Linked DNA regions of Mus musculus: region 2 is linked to region 1. Evidence: chromatin loops called from intact Hi-C (ENCODE). Cell type or tissue: left cerebral cortex. All regions are shown on one strand. Links, peaks and the distances in the headings refer to the core of each region. The heading gives the core; the rest is flanking DNA.

Region 1 (2,916 bases), core at 307-2,806:
CTTTTTAGGAAACCTTTTAAACCTAAAGATGCTGTGGAGCTGTAGGTGTCCTTTCACTTTTCACTTGAAGGAAAGAACCTCTGAAATATTAAATGCCAAAACTGGCAGAGTTAGGATTTGAGGATTTGAGCCAGAGTTCTTACTTTAATTATATCCATCATTGCTCCCCTTACTGCAGCCAAGTATATATATATTATATATTTATATACTCTATCTGTATATTTGAGAGATTTTGTATTTAAATGTTTTATTATACTCATTTATGTGTGCGCAAGTGTTTGTGGTTTTGTCATGGTGCACCTGTGGAGGTCAGAGAGGGCAGAAGACAACCTAAAGGAGTCTGCTGTCTGCTCCACAGTATGTGTCCCAGCAATTGGGTTGAGATGGTCATTCTTGGCCATAAGCACTCCTAGCAGCTGAGCCATTTCATTCTCCTGGGGCTTTGATGTCATTCCTGTCATGGAATAATTGTCTCAAGTTTTGTTCATGCTCACAAAGTGTTTACTTTACCATCTTTGTTCACGTGGAATCCCTATTAGGTAATCTTTTAAGCAGTTCTCTGACCTTAATTTATTTGATTACCCTGTTCAAAATGCCTTAGACATAAAAATTGAGTCATTAAAGTATAGCAATGTTGCCAGGTGGTGGTGGTGAACACCTTTAATCCTAGCACTTGGGAGTTAGAAGTAGGTGGATCTTTATGAATTTGAGTCTAGCCTGATCTACAGACTTAGTTCCAGGACTGCCAAAAGCTATACAAAGAAACTGTGTCTCGGAAAATCTTTACCAAAAAAAAAAAAAAAAAAGTATAGCAATGTAAGTAGCTAGTACTTACAAGGATACAACTATTTCTGTGAAATGTTTTCCTTCAGTTCAAATGTTGTATTTAAGTGAGTTTATACACAATGGCAAGACAAAATGGAAAGGTGGTTTTATTTCCTTCTAAAGCTAAAATGGCATGAATTTTATATTTTAAAGGTAATTCCTAAGTCAAAGTGTGTAACTTCTCATTTTCATTTAGAAAAATGAGAGCCGTCAACTTACTCAGATTCAGTACACAGCCTGGCCTGACCATGGAGTACCTGATGATTCGAGTGACTTTCTGGATTTTGTTTGTCATGTACGAGACCAGAGGGCTGGAAAAGAAGAGCCCATTATTGTTCATTGCAGGTACTTTATTTCCTGTCCTTAAGAAATGAATAAGTACGTTGTTGGGAATGCATTCTGTATTTTGGCCTTTTGTTGTAATAGAAGATGGTAGACAATGGAGAAAATTCTAATATAATGGTGTAGAAACTATGTAAAAGGATAAAAACAATAGTTATTTTCTGGTTCTCCTGTTTTAGTCTCTCTTCATTGGAATGTGTCTTATAATTGATGGTAACTTGGATATGATGAAATACTGACATCGTTTCCATGTGTTGTATTGCTATAACAAGACATTTGAAACTTGGTAATTTATAAAAACAGGAATGTAGTTTTCAGTTTTAGATTGCAAGGCTAAGTGTGGCCAGCAGAGGCTGCTACTCTACAAACTAGGGGAGCTAATACAGTGCAGAGCCCTGTGGGCCTCTGAAGCTTAACCTGTATGACTAGCAGCAGATCCAAAGTGGCATCTTTCTTTCTGCCACTGGGTCACATGTGATAATATCTTAATATATACCTTTAGTGGTAATATCTTAATGTTTTCTTATTTTAACATTTTTGAGAAAAGGTCTTGTATAACCTAACCTGGTCTAAATGCCCTTACGATCCTCCACCAATTCTGGAGTTGTACATGTATACTATACTGCCACCCCATCTTACAAAATAGAATTTTTGTGTTTTTATTTTTTTTAAATTTCATTTCCATGTTTAACTGGTTTTATTTTTCATTATTCAGCAAGCTTTTTTTGTTTTGTTTTGTTTTGTTTTTCAAGACAGGGTTTCTCTGTATAGCCCTGGCTGTCCTGGAACTCACTCTGTAGAACAGGCAGGCCTTGAACTTAGAAATCTGCCTGCCTCTGCCTCCTGAGTGCTGGGATCAAAGGTGTGCGCCACCACGCCCGGCTTTTCTTTTCTTTTTAATCTCCTGTTTTTTCCTCCTCTTCTTTATTTTAATATTTTTTTTATTATTTGTTAAATTGACATCATACATCCCAATTCCACTCATCTCCTCATCCCTCCATATATACCCTCTGCCCTTGCAACCTTCTCCCAAAAACAAATGAAATAAAACCATCTCACTGTGGGAGCTGCAGCGGGTCACACAGTGTAATCTGTTCCCACACAGCTTTACTTGGAAATGGTCATCACAATGAGTCGTTGCTCCAGCATCAATACTGGATCCTTGCCTGGATATCCTTTTAGTGCCCTGTGTCATGGGCATTCGACAACTTTGGTTCTGTAGAACCTGCCCCTTCCCACACTCCAGTGTGTGTGAGTTCATCAGCCTCCCCACCCCCCACCCCCAGCTCTCCTGTGCCCATGCTAATGGGGCCAGCTCTTCCACTTTGCTCTAGTGGGGGATTCCTCCTCCGTTTTATAACTTATTTCTACTCTTCTTTTTCCTTTTACTTAACACTGTTTCTTGTGTCCCTTTTTCCTCTCCTTTCTTTCTTTATCCCATTCATTACTATTTCCACCTTTGCTATAAATGATTTTTAACTTCAGAGTATACTTAACATTCATTTTGCCATTTTTTTCTTCTTTGGTCATTGCGGGTGTGTTATGGAGTTTAACCAATTTCACTGTGTTTCGATATCACATTCATTGTGGGGTTACCAATTTGTTTTCATCTCCCTGAGTAATATTGGGGGTTTACCCTGCAAGAATAGTCTGCTAGGGAGGAAGATTCCCAAATAAAAGTGGAAGAAAAATCCATACCAACAAAGGCACAAATTAAGACACAGAAATACTCCTCAATTACTAAATTCA
Region 2 (2,916 bases), core at 154-2,653, 260 kb before region 1:
TAGGTCTGTCATCTTGCCAGAGCATTCCCCTGCACTGTCCTCCCTGCCTGGGTGCAACCTGTCCTACTTGAATGCCTGGAAAGCCACAGCAGCCCTTGGTCATCACCACATACCGTATACTAGAACAACTGTCTTTGCTTTAGAGAAAGTCAAGTTGAATGGAATGATACAATTTGGATTGAACCTTTTGACACTTAAAAATGGTCACCTGAGTGAAAGGAAGGCTAAGATACATCCTTGTTAGTTCCTTTTCTTGTTCCTACAACAAACATATGACAAGAGCATCCTGGGAAAGTAAGGCCTGATGTCAAGAGCCCTGGGCAGCTGGCCACGTCACATCCATAGTCAGCAAGCCTGGAGGGAGGGATGCTGGGTCTCAGCTCACTTTTCCCTCTGTATTCAGCCTGGGACCTCAGCCTAAGGGATAACACTGCTCACAGTTAAAGGTGGGTCTTCCCACTTCAGTTAATCCAAGTTTTAAAAATCCTCAGAAACATTCCCAAAGATGTGTCTCCTAGATGAGTCTAGAGTCTGTCAAGTTAACAGTCGATATTAGCTCTTGCAGCTAACACTGTCGTCTTTCTGCATCCTGACCCTGCTCCAACTTTCATCACAGGATATAATTCCTGGAATCATGAACTGGAAGAAGTTCCAGCCCCTGGTGTTTTCCTCCATGTCTGACCCCTCTATGGTGGAAGCCACTCAGAGGTAAGCTGGGAACTGCTGGCCTCCTGGGGTATGTTAGCACCGTAGCTTACGGAGGCTGGGAGACCAGGAATCAGAGGCCATGCCTTTTAAAAGTAATGTAATGCTGACTAATTGGTGGCTCAGAGAGAGAATTAACAGATCATATAATTTTGCTGAAATATTCATCTTTTTCTTTATAGTTCATGGGGTGAGTGAGTCTGTCTCTCTGTCTCTCTGTCTCTTTCTCTCTCTCTCTCTCTCTCTCTCTCTCTCTGTGTGTGTGTGTGTGTGTGTGTGTGTGTGTGTGTGTGTGTGTATTCAAGTACACGCTCATGTGTGTACTTGCTTATGGAGGCCAGAAGGTGATCTTGAGTGTTCTTCACTCTCTCTCTCTCTCTCTCTCTGTGTGTGTGTGTGTGTGTGTGTGTGTGTATTCAAGTACACGCTCACGTGTGTACTTGCTTATGGAGGCCAGAAGGTGATCTTGAGTGTTCTTCATCAGAAACTACAACTTTTTGTTTATTTTAAATTTTATTTATTGACTTATTTATTTTGAGATAAGGTCTTTTATTAGTACCTGGAAGTAGCTGATTCTGCTAAGGTAGCCAGCCGTGTTACCAATGGAGTCTCCAGTCTTTGCCTCCTCCATTCTGGAATTACAGATGTTCATCACCAAACCCAGCTTTTTAAAAAGTGTGTTCTGTGGCTGGAACTCGGGTTCTTGGGATCAAATTCAGGTCTGCACACTTGCATGGCAAACACTTTATTGAGTCATTTCCTGGGCTCTTGAGGAGTTATCTTCCTCTTTGTGAGACAGGGGCTATGATGACAACTTCACTGGGATGTTGCAAATGGCTATATGATGAAGTATCTAGGATCTGACTGACTCTTGCTTTTGATAACTCTTGCATTTTCCACTGAGCTCACAAAACTGTGTGCAATCATTCTCTCACCACTAGATGGGAGCATCATCCCCCTAAACCAACTCATTCTACAAGAAAACTGAATGAGTCAAACTGACCTGCTGTTCTGGTTTCATTTCTGTTGCTGTGATAAAATACCCGGACACAAAGCAGCCTAGGAAAGAAGGGGTCTGTTTGGCTTGCAATTCCAGGTTATATTTTGTTACTTCAGGAAGGTCAAGGCAGAAGCTTCAAACACCATCCACAGCCAAGAGCAGGCAGAATAGAATCCTTGCTCATTCAGGATCTGCTGCCTAAGGAATGGTGCCACCCACAGTGGGCTGAGTCTTCCTATATCAACTAACAATCCAGAACTCATTCCATACACACACAGGCATGCTCACAGGCATACCTGACATATATAGACCCATATCTAGCTAGTGCATAACTCAGTAATAAAGTTCTTGCCTCTCATCCTCACCACTACAGTGGGGAAAAATTGACTCAGCTGGGTCTGGGGTTGTTTCTGAACTCCAGTGCACCCATTGTTAACATTCATGGATTCCAAGTATTAAAAACTGGTCAATTCATTGTTTTCCAAAGTAATGTCCTTGGAAACATCTCCCAAAGCTGAAGTTTTAGTGGAAAGTCAGGAGAAGGTTGCTGTGGCCCGGATATCCATACATTAAACATGAAGGTCATATCAATGAAAAGCTTTCTACCATGACTTTTGCCTTCAGCTTCTGTGCCTGAATGCTCTGTTGGGCCAGTTTGTTTCAGATGAGCTGCCATTGCATAATATCTCAAAAATCAGGAGCAGGGCCCAGGCAGGGGTGCAGATCAGCTGGTAGGAAGTGTGTAACACGCACAAAGCCTGGGCTCCATCCCCAGCATTGTAGAAATGGTCACACATCTGTAACCTCAGCATGGAGAGACGAAAGCAAGAGACTCAGGAGTTCAAAGTCGTCCTCAGTTACACAGAGAGCCCAAGGCCAGCCTGGACTACGTGAGATTCTGTCTCAAAAGAAAATAAGTATCTTTCTATTATTTGTTTATACTGATTGTTGGATTGAAGGCCAAGCTATTGCTTCTAAAAGCAGTTATAAATAATAATGGTAATCTATTTTCTAACTTCTGTACTTATCTATCCATGTGCTATGACAAAGTGCTATAGTCTCCATGTTAAAAACACCATATATGGATCAAAAGTCAGACACCAGGCAGATTTTGTGTCTAGTGAGGGCTTATTTCCCAGTTCACAGACAGGGCCTTCTTTTCTATTTTTATTTATTTATGTGCATGTGTGCATGGTATGGGTGAGCTCAGG

Evidence for each region. A loop is a pair of places that touch in the nucleus more often than their neighbours do. Peaks named below come from ENCODE experiments on the same cell type or tissue, not always from the same donor. Only the 100,000 strongest peaks of a DNase experiment are listed, where the experiment ranks them.
Region 2: it touches region 1 in a loop (2.5-fold over the local background); 2 of 42 quality-filtered maps call a loop at or near these places.

The regions. Positions count from the first base shown.
Region 1 is chr1:119,673,803-119,676,718 of GRCm38, reverse strand. It overlaps Ptpn4 (protein tyrosine phosphatase, non-receptor type 4), which reads left to right. Exons shown (of 27, transcript NM_019933.2): 25 at 1,022-1,170. Among named protein-coding and RNA genes, the nearest start is that of Epb41l5, 26 kb to the right of the region's middle. In left cerebral cortex, for the core only: a CTCF peak has its summit at 1,505 (motif pointing right); a DNase peak (open chromatin) is centred at 1,540.
Region 2 is chr1:119,928,681-119,931,596 of GRCm38, reverse strand. Cfap221 (cilia and flagella associated protein 221) reads left to right here. Exons shown (of 24, transcript NM_001115074.2): 21 at 617-708. Among named protein-coding and RNA genes, the nearest start is that of Tmem177, 17 kb to the right of the region's middle. In left cerebral cortex, for the core only: a CTCF peak has its summit at 1,639 (motif pointing right); a DNase peak (open chromatin) is centred at 1,652.